2 separate regions of the Mus musculus genome follow, and region 2 is linked to region 1. Evidence: chromatin loops called from intact Hi-C (ENCODE). Cell type or tissue: left cerebral cortex. All regions are shown on one strand. Each heading gives the region's core, and the rest is flanking DNA. Links, peaks and the distances in the headings are about the cores only.

Region 1 (10,869 bases), core at 1,818-9,817:
CCCTACCTTCTAAGGCCACCCCCCAAGAAAATATATATTTAAAAAACCCCTTAAATATTGTTCTTTTAAGAAGTCGCAAGGACTTTGAAAAAGAGGGAGAACTGCAGGACAGCAAGGGAGCACAGGCTTTTCCTTCTGTGTCTGTTGTTATCTGCTGGGGCTTCTGCCCAGGAAGCTGCTACTTACTCAATAAGAGAATGGAAAACCCACAGAGGTTTCCCCATGGAATGTCGTCGAAGGAGTTCCAGTACTCCACCCTGGTGAAATAGAGGATGACGGGGATGCAGGTGATGAAGAGGATGTTGAACACACCCAAGATGGACAGGAATAAGGCCGCTTCTCCGAACTTGGCGCTGCCCAGCAGCAGCTTGAACAGAACCTGAGAGAGAGAGAGAGAGAGAGAGAGAGAGAGAGAGAGAGAGAGAGAGAGAAGGCCGTGAGGATAAACCCAGATCCATCTATGTGGAAATCTGGGGGCTGCCAGCACGGTGGGCACCATCGTTCCACCGGGTTTTACCTGCCTCGTCTGTCAGTGAAGCCTGATGAGGCTTGATGGAGTTTCACAGTCCACATGCTATGTAGCAGCAGTTCAGGCTGAACTATGTCTGTCCTCACAAACCTTGTCTTCAGGAGTCATAGACCTGCATACTGCACGCGGCTGTTATATGTTATGCGCACCATGCTTAGAATGCAGAGAACTGTCTGCCAGCCACAATTGCACAGCCTCTCTGGAGCCTCCAAATGGATCCTGACCCAGGACAATACTCTTACACTCTCTCACTCTCTCTCTCTCTCTCTCTCTCTCTCTCTCTCTCTCTCTCTCTGTGTGTGTGTGTGTGTGTGTGTGTGTGTGTGTGTGTGTCCCTGAGGGTCTGAGGCTTAGAGATTGACCTCTGGTGTCTTCCTGGATTAATTTCCTGGATTTATATATTGGGACAGGGTCTCTATTTGAACCCAGAGCTTGTCTATCTGGGTGGTTTAGTTAGACAGCTTCTTTGTAGGGTCTCTCATCGCTGTCTTCCATGTACTGGGATCATAGATGGGTTGCTATGCCCAGTTAGCACTTAAAGAGGACTGGGATTCTGAACTCCGGACCCCATGCTTGCAGGGCAAGCAGTTTTACCTGTGAGCAGCACATCAAACAGCCATCCCCTCCTCCCCCCACCCAAAAAAAAAAAAGAGGCCTTTATCTGCAAAGATGTTTTCTCTGAAACAAAATTGAGGGACTTTGCTAGTCTCTGCTCCATCTTACCTCCCTTTGTAGAAATGGCACAGGCCTTAATGAACTGCACTAGACTCAATCCTCCTGCAGTAGTCTTGTTTGCACATCATTTTTGATATTCAAAGGGCTGGAGACAGAGGACAGATGTGACTGTGTGGCCAGAAGCTGGACTCAGGCATCACAGTGGGCCCTATCCAACTTGTTTTGTGAATAAGGAGCCCAGTCAAGTGGCTGTCCGTCTAGTCTTCCTGGTTCCTTTGCCTGGTATGCTCCCCACATATATGCAGGCAATCGGGAAAATGACTGTCTAGGTAGTCCCTCTAGACAGGTGCTGTGGTTTAAAGGTGACGTGTCCCCCGCAGGCTTGTGTGTTTAAACTTGTGGTCCCCAGCTGGAAGCTTTACGAGGAGGAGCCTAGTTAGAGGCAGAGATCCCTGGGAATGGGTGGGGCCTAGCTGGAGGAAGTGCTACCCAGGGGTGGAGCCTAGTTAGAGGAAGTGATCCCTGGGGGTGGGTGGAGCCTAGCTAGAGGAAGTGATCATTGGCTGTGTGTGTGTGTGTGTGTGTGTGTGTGTGTGTGTGTGTGTGTGTGTGGACATTTTGTAGCCCTGGAAATGTCTCCATCTTCTATTCTCTATCTAAGGAGGAGAGAGAGGACCTAGAGAAGAGGAAAAGAGAGGAGAGGGAGAGACAGTAGCTAGGAAATGATGGCATGGAGCCTGACAGAATTGGTGTAAGGGCAGGGCACCCTGCTATGCAACAGTCATTTGTTGTCTTTAGACTGGCACTTAGGGAGTACTTTCCAACGACGTCTAATATTTGTCAAAACTTTGTTTTTTCTTTTCTGAGGCAAAGGCTCAAGACAAGCTTGTGGCAATGCTCCTGCCTCCGTGAGTGATGGCATGGAAGACATAAGCCACTCTGCCGAGCGCTTGCCAAAGATACTTTTGCGTGTTTATTTCACAAGTAGTGTTTGAACCGTCATGGACTCATAGTGCTTGGTGCTCCCCAAATCACACAGCCACGGAGTTATATGACAAAGACATACACATAATCCAGTCTCCATGTCCCATCAGGCACAAGCATGGATGGGTCCAGGGGTCCCGTCTTTCTCAGCTGCCTGCTTGGACCCTGCTCTGGTGCTGTCTGTCTCTTCATGCATACTGGAAATATATACTCTTTTTAGAAGCTCACACACCATCCTGAATGTCTGAAGTGACAGGCTGTGAGTCCCAGAGCTCTGCTATGCCCAAACCTGCGGGGAAGGTGCATTCATTGTGCCTACCTTGTAAAGGGCTGACATGGAAGCAGAGCCCACCACCAGGGCTATGCCAATGACTGAGTGACTGTGGAAGCCATCGGCATAGGTCATCATGACAATGCCAGCGATGGCAAGGATGGCGGCCACGATCTATGAGAGGGAGAAAAACATTGTCAGGTCATGGAGGGAGGAGACATTATAAGGACTTGGAAGGAGGTGTAAGTGCTTTAAGAGGTAGAATGTTCCATTCATGGGTTCTTCCAGATAGACTCATGGAGCGAGAAGGGCTGGAGCTTACAGGACACCTATCCGAGCAGAACCAAACTGCTGAGGCACGGGTAGCCAGGGTGGTGGTTTGGCTTTGTCTCAGGCTGCATCCAGGGCTGGCCACTGAGCCTTGACAGGTTGGTGATTATATTCTGAGGACAGGTTCTTCAGTCATGACAAGGCCTGAGGTTAAGTACCTAGTCAGCACCTGGGAACTACTGAGTTCTCTTCCCATCTTCCACAGGTACCTTACAGGGCCCAGACTTGGTGTTTTTAATTCACAACAGGGATCACACGGTGGTGGGAGCAGAAGTTGTCCTCACTTTGACACACTAGCCCTAGGGGCTGGCAACACCACTGTCCTTTGAGGACTGTAGATCACACCTTGACCCAGAAGTGTGGTCCCTCTCCCTTCTCCTTAGCCATTTCTTCCCTGGGTCTCTCCTCTATGCTGTTCTTAGCACTTGCAGGTTGTGGGGTGCAATCTCTAAGGGAAAGAGTTCTGGCATCCAGAACACATGCAGAGTCCAAGCAGAGGCAGCTGCAGTGCTCACAGAGCCCCCAGGGAGCTAGGAGAGGGGGAGACCCTTCAATATTGACCTTAGTGGCAGCATCTGACGACTAAGCTTCAGGAGCCAACATTGAGCATGTCCTATGCTTAAGCTCAAACCAGGGGGTTAGTGACACTCACCCTCTTTTATAGAAGCAAGACCCAGAGAGGTTAAGGAATCTGCCCCAGGGCCCACAGCTGGAGGCGGAAGAGTCTAAACAGAGGCTATTGGATAGCAAATCTGGTTTAACATTTAGATGGGTAACATCACCAGGGTGTGTGGCTAATCATCATTGCCAGCTTGAGGGGATTTAGACTCTCACCCTGGGAACACTAGACCTGTCTGTGAGGGACTTTGTACAGGGTTAGTGAAGGTAAGGTGAGTGGGTGGCACCACCCCATGGAGTGAGGAGAAGGTGAGCTGAGCACCAGCTTCCTGACTACAGGTGTAGTGTGGACAGCTGCCTTGTCATTCTGTCTTCCACTACCATGATGTACTGTGTCCCTCCAACCCTCTGAGAACCACAGCCAACTCTCCCTTCCTTAAACTGCCTTTGTCAGCAACAAGAGAAGCAACTAAAACACAGAGTGATCTAGGGCCTGCCGTGCTCTTAGGTGTGGATAGAGGTATGTCTGGGTCATCCTGGGTTACCCTGTGAATTTGATGGCATCCTGGTATGAAGGAAACCCAGAGGAAGGGAGAGAAGGAAGGTGGGGGGGGAGAGGGAGAGAGAGGGAGAAAGAGAGGGAGGGAGAGGGATGGAGAGGGAGAAATGGAGAGGGAGGGAGGGAGAAAGGGAGAGGGAGAGAAGAGAGAGAGAGAGAGAGAGAGGAGAGGAGAGGAGAGGAGAGGAGAGGAGAGGAGAGGAGAGGAGAGGAGAGGAGAGGAGAGGAGAGGAGAGGAGAGGAGAGGAGAGAAGAGAAGAGAAGAGAAGAGAAGAGAAGAGAAGAGAAGAGAAGAGAAGAGAAGAGAAGAAGAGACAGATTTATGATAATTCTGAAAGTATGTGGACTGACATCTGAAGTAACAAAGGAGACTGGGTTATTTTTTCCTGAAGACTTGCAAGGCAGATTCCAGCCTCTCCCATGTTCTTCATTACCAGTTAACAATCAACAGTTAAGAGCTTCCATCTCAACTGGGCTGTGCAGAGATTCAGGGATAGACTAGAGGAGCCAGACAAGAGCAGGCGAGGCTGCCCTCAGCTGTGGAGACAGACAGCTCAGCCCTGTGTGTTCACTCAGGCAGGAAGTACCAGAGACAGTGACTTCCTGGGGTCCTAGCACTGGTCTTGAGGTCTGTGGATCTGTGTGATCCCTGCTCTCTGAGGCTTTAGTAGGAGGCCCTTTGGAAGGTGAGGTTGCCTTCCAAAGTGTGTGGATGCTTTCCCATCTTGCTTTCAAGATCCTTCAGTCAGAAGATCAGAGCCCGGGTCCTCATCTAGCCTGAGAGTTCAAGGAGGCCAAGTGTGGTATGGAAGATATCCGCTGGCTTTATGTTCCATACACTGAGACACTGGAGGGTTCTGGATTCCGTGTGAAAGCATCCCCTGCCTATTTTCTGTGCGACACTGGATTCTCCTCACATCTGTCAAGTTTGTCCTGTGGATTCACAGGTTCTTGATACAACGTCCCAATCCAGGGCACCAGATGATAGCCTCTCTTCTCTGGCCACTTTAAAGTCTAGGCAAGCTACAGTTCCAACATTGGTTCTGCTCATGGATGCACAGCCTTGTCACTGGCTCCCAGTCTGAGCATTTGGCTACCATGTGAGAACCTTTGTCCCAGGACTCACAGAATTAATTGTAAGCAGAGTTGGGGACCGGCAGAGCTATGTTTAAACAGACACCTCAGCAGCAACCACCTGGTGACACCAGAAGTGACCAGGGTCTCCAGAGTATTAGAAGATATGTTTCCTTACATTTTGGACCTGTCCACCACCTAGGTCACTAGAACTGCGGATGCCCCTTCCCATCTTCAATAAGCTGTAACTGGGTGACTGAAGCAATTATTTTAACCACACAAGTCTTATTTGCTGCCCCTGCTGCCCCATAACCCCGCTTCTTGCAAGTCTTCTCCTCCACAAGGAGGAGCCTTGGTCCTATCCTTCACGTCTATGAAGCTGGCATTGATCACCCAACCCCCAGGCTGGAAGCTACAGTAACTAGTAAGACTTTGATAATTCCCTAGAAGCAGGAACTGCCCATCCCTGACAAGGACTTGAGTGGCCGCCAGCTGTCTCTCATTTTGCCTCATGGATTCCATGAGCTTTCTGAGCTTTGTATTGATCCTGTAGCCTACAGTGGGAAGTTCTTCAGTGACCGGCCATGCACTTCTAAAAGGAGAGCATGCCTGCCTGCACAGTGTATGCATATTACAACATCCTGTCATCCATGCGGCCCTGTAGCTTCTCCCTACAGCACCCACTGAGTACCGAAAGCCTAACACAAACCTGTAGTGTGCAGGGGTCAGTAGAGAGCACGTTAAACAGAGGCTAGCATTGCCAGGCTATATCCCAGTAGAAGGGTATAGGAAAGTCTCCTACCCACAAACAACAAACGAGCACAGATCTCAACCACACTGTGTTCTGCAAGTCGGCTGAATAGCTCAAGTTTACTCTCACCCACATCTCTTTCTGTTTCTGTGCCATTGACCTTGAAGCATCTCTTTCCCATAACAAAAAAAATTGCTCGGGACATCTGCATCATGCCCCAAAGCTCTATGGAGTCTCTTGATTCTTTGACCCCTAAGTAAAGCCTGCAAAGGCATAACCATGGATTAGTGACCCCGGCACACCCAAGTCTTTAGCTCTGAGTCTGTGTGAAGCACCTGCAGCCCCTCCAGACACATATTAGATCATTGATTTACTGAAGGCTTTTCTGGGTGGCAGCCTGGGGCGTGAGTTTTTATTCCAAAATTAACACTGAGCCTCAAAACAAACTCTCCCCCTGCTGTAAGCTAAAAATATGAACCAGCAGTTGACTCACGTCCCCACTGCTGTTTGTATAACTCAGGTGGGCGTAAGCCCACCCTAAAGGTGATGTCATTCGTCTCAGGACAGTGAAGCAAGGACAGAAGCAGAGGACCCGGAGTCTGCCTCTTGATGGTTGCCAGCAAGGTTAGCTCGAGTGAGGCTACCCAGCACCGGGCCCTGAGCTTCAGGAAGGAAGGAGGAGATGATCAGCTGTGCTCTAAGTGACCAGTGTTCTGGCCTACTCTGTGGCAAGGAGAAGAACAGCAGAGGCAGCCCCTCACCACCAGAGGGAGCAGGTAGAGAGCCACCAAGATTCTGTCCTTGACCAATGGCACCCATTTCCTCTCCTTGGGTTAGGCATTTCCATGTTCCTGCTGGGACTTTGCATTGCACTTACCATGCTGCACACAGCTGTCATGAAATCTGGCTAGCTCTCAATCAACTATGCAATTTTCTCTGGCAAAATTCTGGCCATTCATGGAATGCCATCGCATTTGCCCTTGATCAACAGTTTGAAGTGAAATCCCCACCCCACTGCCCTGCCCCAGCTCTCAGCTCTAATTTAGCACTGGCATTTCTGGCTACATGGTTCAGGCAAGGCCCCGAGCCTCTCCCAGACACATAAACCAGGTTGATTCCCTGCTTGGTACGAGCTTTAGGGGATGCTCGTGGAAATGTCGGGGATGAAAGTTGCTCTCACAAATGCTTCTCTAGCGTGGGTAGCAAGCAAGGAGGCCTGAAAGCCATAGCAAGAACCGCACCCTTCTGAGGATCAGGACCTCGGTCAGCAGCTGCTGCTTGCAGGGCGGGGTTTGGGCACGACAGAGAGGGGCAAGACAGTTAATGGAGAACTTACCCTCACTCCCATGAATCTGTCCCTGAGAACAATCCACGACAGCAAGAAAACAAATGATTTGTTGCAGCAGAACAGGACGGAGACGTCTGTGGCGTTTATCTTCTTTATTGCGTGTAAGTACAGGTAGTTTGTGAGAGTCCAAAGAACACCAAAAGGTGCTGCCTTGGTAAAGAACACTTTCAGAGTCAAGCCATTGTCTCCAAAGAACCGACAGCATTCCCTAAAATGAGGGGAGGGGAGGGGGAGGGGGAGGGGAGCAGAGGGGAGGGGAGAGAGAGAGAGAGAGAGAGAGTTAGTTAGTTATCATCTTGGGTTCATACAAACCATGACTTACCTTCTACTCAGCTAATAAGCAAAAGAAAAATTAACAGGGAGGGGAATGTGGTTCATTTGGTGGAACGTTTTTGCCTAGCATGCAAGAAGTCCTCGTTTCCATCCCCAGCCCTGCAGGCACAACCCTGTAATTCCAGCATTTGGGAGGTGGAGGGAGGGATTGGAGATTCAAAATCATCCTTAACATACAGCAAGTTTGAAGCCAACTTGGTATACGTGAGCTCCTGCCTCAAAGTGGGGGAAACAAAACAAAAAAGGACTAGGTCTCTTAGTTGCTATTATTTTTATTATCTATCGATGCATATTTGTGTTATTGGGCCCGCAGAGGCCAGAGGGGATGGTTGGTCCCCAGGAGCTGCAGTGAGAGGTGACGGTGAGCAGCCCCACACTGTGGCATGATGTCACCGGCTGTTGTTCCTTCTGCTTACTCCATGGAGTGGCAGCTTTCATGGCAGGTGTGCCAGGATTATCTGACCGGAAGACTCAAGTCCATAGGAGCTGACTGTGGGGTTCAGTAACTTTCAAGTGGAAGATGAAAGTCACTGGCTGGAGCATCTGACCCATGACTCATGGGTCGAAGGCTCAACAAGAGGGTTGTAAACTTACTTTGACACTGAGATCCATCCTGCAGCTTGACGGTGTGGTTTTCAAAGGCGAGCATTGTGGGTGAGGATATCAAGTCACAATGTGTAGAGGCTGGAGCACCCCTGTGTGGGCTAGAGCATTTTTTATTTGTCTTTTCTGATGGGGAAGGTGGTGAATAAGAATGGGTAGTTTTCCTTCGTGGTTAGGCAGAGATAAGCACTGTAGAAAGACTTATTTGACTCTGTGTGTGCATGTGCGCGTGCTTATGCATGCCTGTGTGGATTTTGTGCAAGTGCCCATGGAGGCCAGAAAAGGGTGTCAGATTCCCCAGAAGCTAGAATTATAGGCAGTTGCAAGCTGCTTTATATGGATGCTGGGAACTGAGCATGGGTCTTTTGCAAATGCAGCAAATGTTTATGACTACAGAGCCATCTTTCCAGCCATTGGATGAGCAGTTTTTGAGCACACGAATACATTCTGGCTATAATACAAATAGTTTGAACTACCTGCAAATCTTCTCCCTTCATTTGTTTGTTTTTTTTCAAGACAGGGTTTCTCTGTGTAGCCCTGGCTCTCCTGGAACTCACTTTGTAGACCAGGTTGGCCTTGAACTCAGCAATCTGCCTGCCTCTGCCTCCCAAGTGCTGGGATTAAAGGTGTGCGCCATCACCGCCTCACTCTCCCTTCTTTACACTATCATGTGAACATTCATGTCTCCCCTTCCCTAAGCCTGCCCAGAAGAGAAGCAGCTAGTGCATCCAGGAGATCAGGTTCTTACAAGATGGCACCAGGCAGAACACACTTCAGAAGAAACCTTTCAGACAATTCCAGATTTTCCAAGGAGAGTTCACTGGTATTTTAAAAATGTTTAAGCAAAGCAAAGCCTGCCTTTCTTTCACAGTCAGTGAAAGAGGCAGAGCAGGGGAGGCCTAAGGGATGATAAACATGGAGAGCCCGTGGAGAGAGGTGCTGAGCCATGGCTTTCTGGGAATGAAGACCCTGGTGAGGAGGATCCAGACTCGGCAAGTGCTGTCCCCAGAGGTCCCTGGTCCAGACTCACAGACATGGTGTAGCTCCATGGCAGCTGTCCAGAAAGGAAAGCAGCTGGCCTGTGACTTAGAAGTGGATTCAGGCCTTACTAATCCTTACAGAGTTTAAGAAAAGACATCACTAGCCAAATACCAAGTACACTAGAGTGGGGAGTAGTCTTCTTAGAGTCACATAATATTAAAATCCAGCAATGGAAGAAAATTAAAATCAGGAGCCAAAGGAGATTTGATAGTACTTTGAATTTAATTTAATTTTTCTAATAAGCAATCTAAAATGCAGGTTGTGTTGTTTACTGGTAAACTATGATGTAGGCATGGAAGAAACAGAAAAATTATTTGGGAGGGACCTGAAGTCCTGTGAGGAGGGAACAGGTAGAATTGCATTTCCGGTTCAAAGAACATGACAGCGTTTTGCCACCTATGCTGATCCTAGGAGTCCCGTGTGGCTTCTCAACAAGCCAGTACTGAGTAGAATGTCCCGGTTCCTAAACAGGCTACGAACTGATTGGTGGTGTTGCTGCTATTCTAGTTCCTCCTTCCTCAAAGGCTGGTGTCTGCTGTGAGATGTTATAGTGTTCCCACTTCACGCTCTGTGGTGTTGCTCAAGCCCCTGTGGGTCCCTGCAGGAAGGAGAACAACTTCCTTCATGTCTTGATAGCTGTTACACACTTCCATGACTACACCAGCAGGGTCACAGGTTCTGTCCTGGTGTGAATACAAACTCACTTTCTGTACTTCATAAGGGATCACCATCTGTTATGGCAAATCTCAAAGGTCCCTCGAAGGTCCTCACTCTTCGTTCCTTAGCCAGTGGTACTATTTGGGAGGCTGAGAAACCTTGAGGAGGTAGGACTGGCTGGTGTGAACAGGTCACAAGGGTGGGCCCTGAAAGCCATACCCAGCCCCTAGGTTGTTCCTGCCACACATTCTCTGCTTCCTGATCCATCAAGACATGAATCACCTTAAGCTCAGGTTCTGCCATGCCTGCTCCACCATGATGTATTGAAGCCTTCTGCAACAGTGAACTGAGCTGTGCCTATCAGAGACTGTGCTAAACACAACATGTGAAAGTAACTAGGACAGAGTGCTAGAAGTCCACAACCCACTGGTCAAGATCGGTGTGTGTGTGTGTGTGTGTGTGTGTGTGTGTTTGTGTTTGTGTTATAAAGCACGATTTGTGCTGTGTCATGGCCATCCAAAGGCAGCTAGACAGCTTACATCCTCTCTGCAAATCTATTTGACTTCTCCAAATCCTGACAGTGGTGGAAAAGTGGAGGAAGGGGAGACATAGACTGACTTCCCAAGCTGCTAAAAAGGTGGAGCTGAGTGGGCCCCTGACAGGAAGTAGAAATACAAGGGTTATGGATCCGTGGTCCTGGCAGAGTCATCATGGACTCAGGATTCATGTCCAGAAAGGGACAGTTCAGCTTGGCTGACCTTGGTTCTAATGAGACCGAGATGGCTAGCGAGCCTTGTGCTGGTTTAAGAGCAAGAACTGAGCACTAATCCATGCCCGCTGGCATGCTCACCTGTGTATGCCTCTGACTGCAGGGGGACCCAGATGAGCTGGGGGAGGGGGCAGAGATCCACTTCAGTCACAGACTCCTCTTGGTTCATACTGAGTGCTCTCCTGATGGCCATCCACATAACTGTGTAGAACATCCTTCATCCCATCTCTCATTGATGCTCCGGACCAGAGACAGGCGGAAGGGTGACTCTCCAGTGCACCCAGGTCCCTTCAGATCCTACCATCCAAGTCAGAGGATGGCCAACGG
Region 2 (10,869 bases), core at 1,525-9,524, 86 kb after region 1:
ACTCACACATGCCCATGAACCTACCCTAACATGCTGACCCCCACATGAAACTACTACACATAAAAACTACAACCAACAAAACAAAAAACTCAAACTCAAACAGTTAAACAGCAAAAATACCAAAACCAAACTGAAAATCTCACCACCACAGCATAAAGCTATTATTGTCAATATTAAGGGAAACATATCACCCCAATTTACACAAGAGAAATTATTCCCAAGAGCTTGACTCATTCAGCTGAGACTGTTGGGCCTCAAACTCCATCCATCCTACATCAAAGCCTTTCCTGTGTCTGCAGTGCTGACAGTTGGTCCTCCTAGGGGACTTCACTGTATTGTTCTCAACTATTAATTCCCATTAAATGTAATTCTATTGACCATGAATTAGCTGATTGTGTATATAGATGATTGAAGTAATTGCTGCTCTACTAGAAACATGCTGTTCATCAATACTCAGCATCTTCTCCTGTCAGGAAAGTCAGGAAACGGAGTATGAACACCAGGTACCCTGAGAGACCTGAAGAGAGCCTTCACCTGGACAGAAAACATTTTTAAACCTCCACCCCACTCTCAACCAGAGAGCTAGCCCCACCTCTCTTCATTCTTCCCAGCCAGGCCAAGTCTACACACTGTTTCCTCTGCCTGAAGTAGCTTCTCATTCCCTCTGTGCCTAACAGAGTTTCTCATACCCCCCACCCCCGTCTCCGTGATAATACTTCTACCTTACAGGACTTCCTCTTCAGGAAGGCTACATCTTCAGAAAGGCCTCCACTAGGAAGGTTGTTTGTCAGAAAGCCTCCCTTCAGAAGGCTGTTCTCCTCAGGAAACCTTCCTCCTTGGAAAAGCCTCTAAAGAAAGAAGTTTCTTCAAGAAGGCCTCCTCTTACAGAAGCATCTCACACGAAAGGCCTCCTTAGAGGGTCTTTTTTTAAAAAAAGCCTGCCTCCCCCTGCCTTCCCCTCAGAGAAGCCACCTCCTTAGGACTTCTCCTCGAGAAGGTCACCCCCTCCTTAGAAAGGCCACCTCCTCCTCAGAAGACCTCGTCAGAAAGGCCTCTTCTCTATGCCCTCTCCTCAGAGAAAGCTACCTCCTCCTCAGCCTCCTCCTCAGAAGAACATCTCATCAGGAAGGCTTCCTCTCAGCCAGGCCTTCTCATCAGGACTTCTCAGACAAGCCTGATCTCAGAAGTCTGCCCCATAGAAGCTCTTCCTTCCAGAAAGATCTCCTCCTCAGAAGGCTTCCTCCCCAGGGACACCTCTTCAATTTCCAGCTTTTCTGTTTTTGTTTTGACTTCTGTGCTAGATTTTTTTTTACCTTGTTTCTGATATTTTATCTACTCCTCTACCTCCTTCAAGCTAATGAAGCTGACATTGTTCAGTTTTTTCATTTTCAGGGTCCTGCTCAGCAGCTACAGGGCGCAAAGTACAGAGAGCTGAAGTAAAGGTTGAAGTCACTCTGTCCGTCTTCCTGCCTCTGAGCTCAACCAAGCATTGCATTTTCTATTTTGGTTTTATGTGTACCACATGCTGGTGCCTTCTTGCCTTCCCTCAGATGACACACTGCACAAGCTAATAAATATCCCTCGCTCGCTCGCTCGCTGCATTCCACCCCTGTAGCCTAATCAACCACTCACACACAAACAGCTCCAGAATGGAGACCACCCTGTCCTGTGCATTCAAGGCAAAACAAAATAGTTCAACAACTCCAAAGAGACACACGATATGTAAATCGTTTAGAAAATATGCCCCCAAGTCAGACTGAGCAAAAGTGTTAAGGGAAAACAGTCAGGTAGAGGGAAAGTATTGTGTGTGAACCTACAAACAAGGAGTAGGCCTGTCAGCTGGCCTGCTGGCTTGTTGACTTGTCTTGTACATGCAGAGAGGTAAGATGTTTGTGGAACGAGAGGACCTGCGACTGGAGAACTAACCATACACATGCGTGCTCACATGCGCGCGCGCGCGCACACACACACACAGATACAGACACACACAAAGCACCTACTGTGTGTGATGGGCACATGTTAGGTATTGCCTTTATTGTAATTCCTGGCTTCGAGATCTGTTGAGGCAGGCTGTACCTCACCTCCTTTACAGTTGAGAAAGCTGAGGCTCAGGGTTTGTGATACACTGAAGCCATACTCTACAAGGGGCAGACTCAGTCCTCCATCCATCCAGATCTTAATTCTCCACCTTTGCCATGAGCCACAGACATGCATATGGAAATGACCATGATAAAGTAGATGCCATGGGAGTGTGAAAGGAAGACTTGTGTTCACTAAGGTAATGGGGGAGGGCTGTCAGTTTCCTCCTCTCCCACCAGGCGACCTCCAGGACCCTCCCCCATGTCTGCTGTGTTTTTTGAATGCATTTCTGAGTCTCTCTCTCTCTCTCTCTCTCTCACACACACACACACACACACACACACACACACACACACACACATCCCTACCAACCTTTGTCTAGGGCAGTGGTTCTCAACCTTCCTAATGCTGTGTCCCTTTAATACAGCTCCTCATGTTGTACCCACCCGCAGCCATAAAATTATTTCATTGCTACTTCATAACTGTAATTCTGCTACTGTTATAAATCATAACAGAAAGGCCTCACCACTGAGGGTCAGCTCAGGCATGCCTCCCTGAAGCTGGCTAGGGGGAGCCTATTCTCTGTTGCTGCCTCAGAGAACCAACCTCAACCTGCCTATCTAGCAGATGGAAGTGCTTAGCTTCCGTGGAGATGCTTCCGAGTGGATACTCCAGCTCCGGGTCCCCTCTTCACTCACATGTGTACAGAAGGAGGCTCATAGCACTACCGTCCCTAGGAGAGCAAGTTCTTTTGCTAATTTCTGATGCTGCTAATCAGCCCCAAGCCTTTCTTGAGAATAGGATGCTGAGGGTGGAGACAATCACAGAGGGAAAAAAAAAAGTAAAGAGAAATGGGTATCTGCATGCTACTGCAAGATGCCATTCTGATAAAAAGGTATGACTTTGAGGTCCCACAGCTTATGACTTCTTGTGTCACCACACAGCAGCTGTAGGCTTTGCACCAGTCTACCACCCTTCTGGGCTCCTGGTCCTCATCTGCAGGTAGCAGGATGGATCCAGCGTGGAGCTGGGGACACACACCTACCAACCTCTTGTCTAGTGTAGTAGTTCTCAGCCTTCCTAATGCTGTGACCCTTTAATACAGTTCTTCGTGTTGTGCCCCCAACCATGAGATTATGTCATTGCTACTTCATAACTCTAATTTCCCTATTGTTGTGAATCATAATGTAAGTATCTGATATGAGGACATCTTATATGTGACCCCCCAAAAGGTTCACAACCCACAAGCTGAGAACCACTGGTCTAATAGCAATTGGTCCTCGGGCTTATTCCAACATGGAACACACACAAGTGGGTACAGGGACCTCACAGACCCATAGAGGGCCCGACTCAGGTCGTGGGCATAAACCAGAGTCTTTGGAGTCATGCCTCCTCCAGTCAGCAAAGACTTGGATGGAGGCTCTTGGACCCCCTAGACAGGTACTCCTTTCTACCCCTGGCCAGCTCGGTTAGCTACAGAGAGGAGAGTTCCTCCTTCTGCAGCTGCCTCCTGCAGGAGGAGCTGAGAGCTAAGAGGACCCTTTCCCTTGGAAAGCAAGGTCCTCTTTCAGGCCAGCAGAATGACAGCTGTGTCTGAGTAACTCACAACCCTCCTCCGTGGCCCCTTCTCTCTCACATCCCCCGACTGGGGGCGGTTCTGTGCTGAAGAAAGGACTGGCAGTGCAGGAACACTTTCTGGTGGGCCTCTCGGAGCCCCTCTCTTGCCTATCAGGCCTGAGTAAGACCGTGTTTACAGACTGGTGCCGGGATTCCCCTCACCTGCCAATCTTTCTCCACCTGCAATCAGCCAGACTGGTCTCCTCTACCTTCCAGTAGAGATGGGCCTCACCTCTGGGCTCCTGGGGTGGGGTGCCAGAGATATTCTCCTAACCCAGGCCACCCACTCCTCTGTGTGTGCATGCGTGTGTGTGTGTGTGTGTGTGTGTGTGTGAGAGAGAGAGAGAGAGAGAGAGAGAGAGAGAGAGAGAGAGAGAGAGGCTCAATGGTTAGCACTTGGCTTTCTTCTGCCCTGCGGGCACAAGCCTGAGGACAGTGAGAAAAGGCACCCAGGGGTGCAGAACTACCAGGTGCATCACACTGTATGTGCCCTGGGTGCAGATGGCGCGTCACCCCACCCCGGCAGGAGCTCCAAGCGGCTGGAGCCTCCAGGTCCCCACCAGCAGCGAGGCTGCACTGCGGACAGCGTCCCGAAGCTGCCGCCCCCGCCCCGCTAGCAGCCAGGTGTCCCTCTGGGTCAGGGACAGACGCCTCAGGCCCGGGCACCCCAACACCATGCGGCCGCCCGTTTACCTTCCACTTTGGTGAGGGTCAGGACCGGACTGTTGCAGGCGCTGAGCGGGGCCACCCTGGCCGAGTGCTTCTTCATGGTGAGCCGGCCGCCAGCAGGAGCGCCGCCGCCGATCGCCTACATCCTGGGGCCGGGCAGCGCGCCTCTCCGGGCCCGCGGCCTCCTGCTGGCCCTCGCCTCAGGCTCCCCCCCGGGCTGCAGCCCGCTCCTGTCGCCGCGACTCACTGCGGTGGCCGCCCCGCCGCGCACATCCTCCTGGCCGCGCAGCGCTCCACACACGCGCGCACAGCCTCCTACTCCCGGCTCGCTGCAAACTCCAACGTCACGTACAAGTGCACTCCCCACGCCCACCCGGCCGGCTCACCTGCTCCGCCCCCGCCCGGGACGCCCGCCCTGCAGCCCACGGTCGCGCCCTAGCTCCCAGGCGCGTCCTGACTGCGGCCCCAGGCCCCCTCCTTCTCCATGAGCCCTTCCATGAGGCCAGCGAATCTTAGCGAGACCCTTGGCAGTAAAGACAGTGTTGCACCAGTTTATCTACGCAGGTGGTTGGCTCTGCCGGGGCCCTGAATTGTTTTACAGAGAGTGAAGGTGGAGGTGGGATGGAGACCCCCACAACTTGCATTCCCTTCTGGAGGGCTAGAAGATTATTTTCTTTGCCCACCCCCCCCACCCCCCCACCCCCGCTACCCCACCCTATCCCCCAGGACAGCCCCATTCGGGGAAGAAAATACAAAGTCCTTAGAAGAAAACAAAGGCTTAAGAGCTAGAGTGACCAGCTAGCTGAGAGGAACACTTGCTGCTGGTACAGAAGATTTGGGTTCGGTTCCCACCCCTCACCTTCATAGAGGATGGCTCACAACCCCCTGTAACTCCAGTTTCAGGGGACCTGACGCCCTCCTCTGGCCTCAGCCGGCACCTGCACACACACACTGTGCACGTACAGCCAGGCAATACATATATACATAAATTAAAAAAAGACTTGAGAGGCCAAACTCCTGGGGGGACAAAAAGAAAGTTCTAGAAACTACTACACTGGTATCACTGTGCCCACCCCTAAAGACTACAGGGAGTTTCAGAGTCTGTCTCAGAATCGCTATTGCACTGTATGACATCATTATAATCTCCATAAGGGCAGCAGGTGCTCAGACACAGGTGGAGAAAGGTACCACCATGACAAAATTCCCTGAGTGCAGTTCCAACCAGCTGTTTCTGGTGCTGTCCACTTGCATATGCCCAGGTCTCCAGAGGAAGCTCCTAGAAGTAGCTACTCTTGATTCATCTTCCTGAATGGCAAAGATAAACACAGGGATACAATCTACACAGGGCCAGGGCTCCTCAAGGTTGCTCTCCCATCTCTGCAGGGAAGAGGTTCCCAGGTCACTGCAGAGCCCTCTAGTGGCAGTCTCTGAATTACTCTTCCTGGGAACTTGTCTCACCCAAGACCACTCACTACTGATGATGGTATAAAGCCATTCCCTTCTTTAGATACAAGCTTAGAGGTTAAATTAAATGTGCTAGTGTCTTAGGGTTTGTATTTTTGGACAAACATCATGACCAAGAAGCAAGTTGGGAAGGAAAGGACTTATTCAGCTTACACTTCCACATTGCTGTTCATAATCAAAGGAAGTCAGGATTGGAACTCAAGCAGGTCAGGAAGCAGGAGCTGATGTAGAGACCATGGAGGGATGTTACTTACTGGCTTGCTTCCCCTGGCTTGCTCAGCCTGCTTTCTTATAGAACCCAGGACTACCAGCCCCGGAATGGCACCACCCACAATGGGCTCTCCCACCTTTGATCACTAATTGAGAAAATGTCTTACAGATGGATCTCATGGAGGCATTTCCTCAAGGGAGGCTCCTTTCTGTGTGATAACTCCAGCTTGTGTCAAGTTGATACACAAAAGCAGCCAGTATGGCTAGGTTATACAGTCATGATATCCATCAAGATGCACCGTATGAGGTGAAGGCCAAACATGTCCTTAACCTAGGCTCTGCTCAGTGATCCTCAGGCCCATGTTGTCTGAAGGATCTTTGTGGGGGGAATCTTCAGCACAAAGTTACAGTTCTGAGAGCCTCAGAACTGAGGTCTAATCTTGATTAAATGCAGTTACAGGCATGTGTTTTAAGTCCCCCCTGTCATAGTCCATCCATAGGGCTGAAGTGAGGCTTAGACTTCCTAAAGACTACCAAAGCATGGGGACACGTCTTAAAGAGAGCCAATCTCCTGAGTTGCAGCTTTGCCGATGGAAGTGGTCACCTGGAGCCCCCCAGTCAGTCACCTCAGTGCAGGTTCTACCCGGAGAACAAGCAGCTCAGACTCTATCGCAAGGTTCCACCCCTCCCCCGCTTGTCTGTATGCGCAGGTTTTTTGCATGTGTGTGCACACAATTGAGACTAAGGTTAGAAGACTCACCTGTTGGCCCCCAAAGGCTGCCTATCATGTTTGTTTGAGACAGGTCTCCCACTGGCCTGGAACCGGACTAGTAGGGTAGGCTGGCCCCACACAGGTCAGCACTTCCAACTTCTAAAATGTGGGTTCTAGGGATTAAACTCTGGTCATTGGGCTTGCAAATCGAGTACTTTATAGACTGCGTCATCTCTATAATCTCAACTGTAATGCGTCCTCTCTGAAGATCAACCCAGGTTTCCCGGTTCTGGGTGGGAATAGGGTCGTGTGTGTGCTAAGCAAGCATTCTACTGCTGACCTGTCCTGGCAGCAACTCTGGCTGTTTTGTTTTGTTTTGTTTCGAGACAGGGTTTCTCTGTGTAGCCTTGGCTGTCCTGGAACTCACTTTGTAGACCAGGCTAGCCTCGAACTCAGAAAATCCACCTGCCTCTGCCTCCTGAGTGCTGGGATTAAAGGCATGTGCCACCACTGCCCAGCTAAAACAAACTCTTTTGTTGTTTTTGTTGTTGTTGTTGTTTTGTTTGTTTGTTTGTTTCGAGACAGGGTTTCTCTGTGTAGCCCTGGCTGTCCTGGAACTCACTTTGTAGACCAGGCTGGCCTCAAACTCAGAAATCTGCCTGCCTCTGCCTCCTTATTAAAAGGTAGCAGAGCTGAAAGAAAGTTTCTAAAACTATAAACGTGATAATCTCTGCTAAAATTTGGGTTGTATGGAATCACCTCTCTAGGTAGGAATTGTCACAGCCTCCCCATATCTCAGAATGCTGCTTTTTGCTGTATGTCCAGTGAGAGCAGAATTTCTGTTTTTGTTTTTGTTTTGGGTTTTGTTTGTTTGTTTGTTTGTTTGTTTTGAGACATGGTTTCTCTGTGTAGCCCTGGTTGTCCTGGAACTCACTCTATAGACCAGGCTGGCCTCGAACTCAGAAATTCGCCTGCCTCTTGCCTCCCAAGTGCTGGGATTAAAGGCATGTGCCACCATGCCCGGCTGAGAGCAGACTCTTACTCCTAGGAGCTGTTTCACTGTTTTTGTTTTTTCATAGACAAAACTGAATTTTGCACCTAGCAAAAACCTACACTAGGGGCTGGCGAGACGGCCCAGCGATGAACAGCACCAGCTGCTCTTGCAGAGGACCCAGGTTTTATTCCCAACATCGACATGGTGGCTCACCACCATCTGTAACTCCAGTTCCAGGGAATCAGACTCCCTCTTCTAGCTTTTGAAGGCCCTAGACATACAATTGGGCACAGACATATGTGTGTGCAAAACACCCATACACATAAAGATAAAACCAAATGAAACTATTCTATCCAGGCATGGCGGCAGACAGAAATCAAGGCAGGATAACCACAAGATCAAGTCCTGCCTGAGTGACAGAGGGATGTCAAGGTCAGCTTGGGCAACTTGGTGAGACTCTGTCCCCAAATGAAACTAAAAGGAGAGCAGTGGACAACGCCCAGGGATAGGGTACCTGCCTAGCATGTTTGAGACTCTGGGTTCAACGCCCACACCACAGAAAATAATTATATACTAAAAAGGATGACTTTGGATCTCTGTGAGCCAGACATTATACTGAAAATTGGGGAGATATCTTAGATATCATCACCTGTGTGCATGTAAATGAGGTGCACAGAGATGCACACCTAGGTGTATATACAGTATGTATATGTGTGCATAAATGCTGTATTACTTAAAGTATTATCGTTACAACACGGGAATGTTCTGCCATAGGATGACCACTCTCTTCTCTTCTGTCTGCCCTTTACAAAAATGAATGCTGATTACGAGCAATTATCTTTATTTTGTTTTGTGTGTATATGCAGTGTGTGTGTGTGTGTATGTGTGTGTGTGTGAGTGTGTATGTGTGAACACTGCACACACATGTCATGGTGTTTGTGTGCTGACATTCTAAGGACTGTTTTCAGTACCAACCTTCACATCTCACCTGGCTGGGGCACTGTCTCTCTGTTGTTTTCCGGCTCTGTATATCAGGCTAGCTGGCCAGAGAGCTTCCCAGTGTTCTCCTGACTCTGCCACCCATCTCCCTGTAGTAGGGCCGGGACTTCAGGCATTCAAGCTTTTATGCGACTTCTGGGGGTTTGAACTCAGTTCCTCATCCTTGCACAGCAAATGCTTTACCCATTGAGCCACCCTCCCATTGTGAGTTTGTCTTTCTTGTTGCCTACTTATTGCCCATGGTAGGTGCTGTGAAGCCTTTTACTTAGTGTGCTAGAAATTTAAAAAAAAAAAAATAAATGCAGGAGGGTTTTCAGGAGTGGGAAGGTAGGCAGACTATTTCAATTAATTCACTGTGAAATAGCAACACTGTCCTTCACAGAATTAAATAGTTAAGAATAACAAATTATTTTTGTGGTTACTGGTACTTAAAAAGAATCACTTAAAGAGGCGCCAGGAAGCAGATGAACCGGCGGACAGAGCCCGGGAGGGTTCAGAGTGGAGCCTGTATCATCCCCCAGTAAGAAAGGGGCCCTGAGTCTGGCTGAGAAACTTGGGGCAGTACCAGCAGGCAAGGATGTCCAGGGGTGAGGATGTCCCTTCCAGTCTGGTCAAGGACAAGAAAAAGAGCCAGGTGGGTGCTCAATGACCCTCCCCATTACCCCACATCCTTTCCTCTCTCAGGACCAACAAACTGACTCTCCTCTCTCCAGGCTGAGGGTACGTAGAGCTCGATCACTGGATGTCACAGCCGGACATCCATCTATGTCCCTCTGTCTCCCAAACCACCCACCACCCAACAGTGAAGAGATAACACCTCACCCTAGTGTTGAGCTAAAGCCTTGAGCTGGGGCCACACTGAACATAAGCAGAGAAAGGTTGGAGCAAGGGTGTCTGCTTGCTTGTCAGGACCCAGTTTCACATGCGCAGGGGTGACTCCAGGTGGTGCCTTCTAGGGGGCAGAGCCAGGTGAGCAGAGGGGGCCGCCTGGAAGCCTGGCCTGGGGCACACACAGGTCTGTAACTCTCTGCTCCTCAGGAGGATAGAGTGATGACCAAAGACTCGGGCTCGGCTGAGAGTGATAGTGTCAGAGATGTAAGGCACAGAAGAGTGGGGGAGCACTTGCTTAGCCTGCAGGGACTTCCAGAGTCAGTCCTCAGCGCTGACCAACAATGCTTCTCACAAGGAGATGCTGTTCCCTGGGACAGGACTACCTCCCCCAGAACCGGTGAGAAATCTAGCTGGTGGCCATCATGAGGAGTGGATGTACAGACTGACACATTAGCTTATATACAGCAGGTCCTGGAGATATGAAACACGATGTTCCACAAAGTCCTTCCAGCAGTGGGCTTCAGCTCAGAAAAGAGTACTCTTATCAGGGCTGGAGAGATGGCTCAGTGGGTAAGTGGCTGCTCTTCTGAAGGTCCTGAGTTCAAATCCCAGCAACCACATGGTGGCTCACAACCACCCATAATGATATCTGACGTCCTCTTATGGTGCATCTGAAGACAGCTACAATGTAACAGTGTACTTATTTATAATAATAAATAAATCTTTGGGCCAGAACCAGCAGGGTTGACCGGAGTGAGCAGTGGTCCTAAATTCAATTCCCAACAACCACATGAAGGCTCACAACCATCTGTACAGCTATAGTGTACTCATATACACAAAATAAATAAATAAATCTTTTTAAAAATATATTCTTATCAGAATCTTGGGCCCAAACCCCTGCTCTGTGCTTAACCCTCTCATCTTTAAGAAAACCCTTCCGGTGCAGCTGAGAAATTACAGGGGCTTGGTCATGGATATAGCCCACACACAACAGTCAGACCCAGCACCGGAGGGCATTTGTTTTCATTCTTTCCCTGTTGGGCGCCCCAGGTATGGGGGTGGGGACGGGCATATGTGGTTTCTAGAGCACATATCCTGCAGAAACAGAAAGTTAGGGAGGGAGGGGGAGGGGAGGGGGGAAGAGGAGGAAGACGGAGGGGAAAGAAGGAGAGAAGGCAGACAAAGGGAGAGAAAGAGGGAGGAAGGGAGGGAAGGAGAGAGGAAGAGAGGGAGCAATGGATGGTATCCTTACAACTCTAAATTCCAGAATTTTCTGGAATCATCTGCTCTTCTT

Evidence for each region. Peaks named below come from ENCODE experiments on the same cell type or tissue, not always from the same donor. Only the 100,000 strongest peaks of a DNase experiment are listed, where the experiment ranks them.
Region 2: a loop joins it to region 1, with 6 times the contacts of the local background. A loop is called at or near these places in 6 of 42 quality-filtered maps.

What each region holds. Positions count from the first base shown.
Region 1 is chr8:126,378,593-126,389,461 of GRCm38, reverse strand. It overlaps Slc35f3 (solute carrier family 35, member F3), which reads right to left. Exons shown (of 8, transcript NM_001363500.1): 4 at 7,128-7,347; 5 at 2,508-2,633; 6 at 187-379. Among named protein-coding and RNA genes, the nearest start is that of Gm51604, 38 kb to the left of the region's middle. In left cerebral cortex, for the core only: a CTCF peak has its summit at 6,554 (motif pointing right); a DNase peak (open chromatin) is centred at 6,428.
Region 2 is chr8:126,292,382-126,303,250 of GRCm38, reverse strand. The region is part of intron 2 of Slc35f3 (solute carrier family 35, member F3); the gene reads right to left. Among named protein-coding and RNA genes, the nearest start is that of Gm31165, 6.2 kb to the right of the region's middle. In left cerebral cortex, for the core only: CTCF peaks have their summits at 2,672, 3,541, 4,573 (motif pointing left) and 5,786 (motif pointing left); DNase peaks (open chromatin) are centred at 4,311, 4,710, 5,319, 5,756 and 3 more places; H3K4me3 peaks cover 2,875 bases; H3K27ac peaks cover 2,189 bases.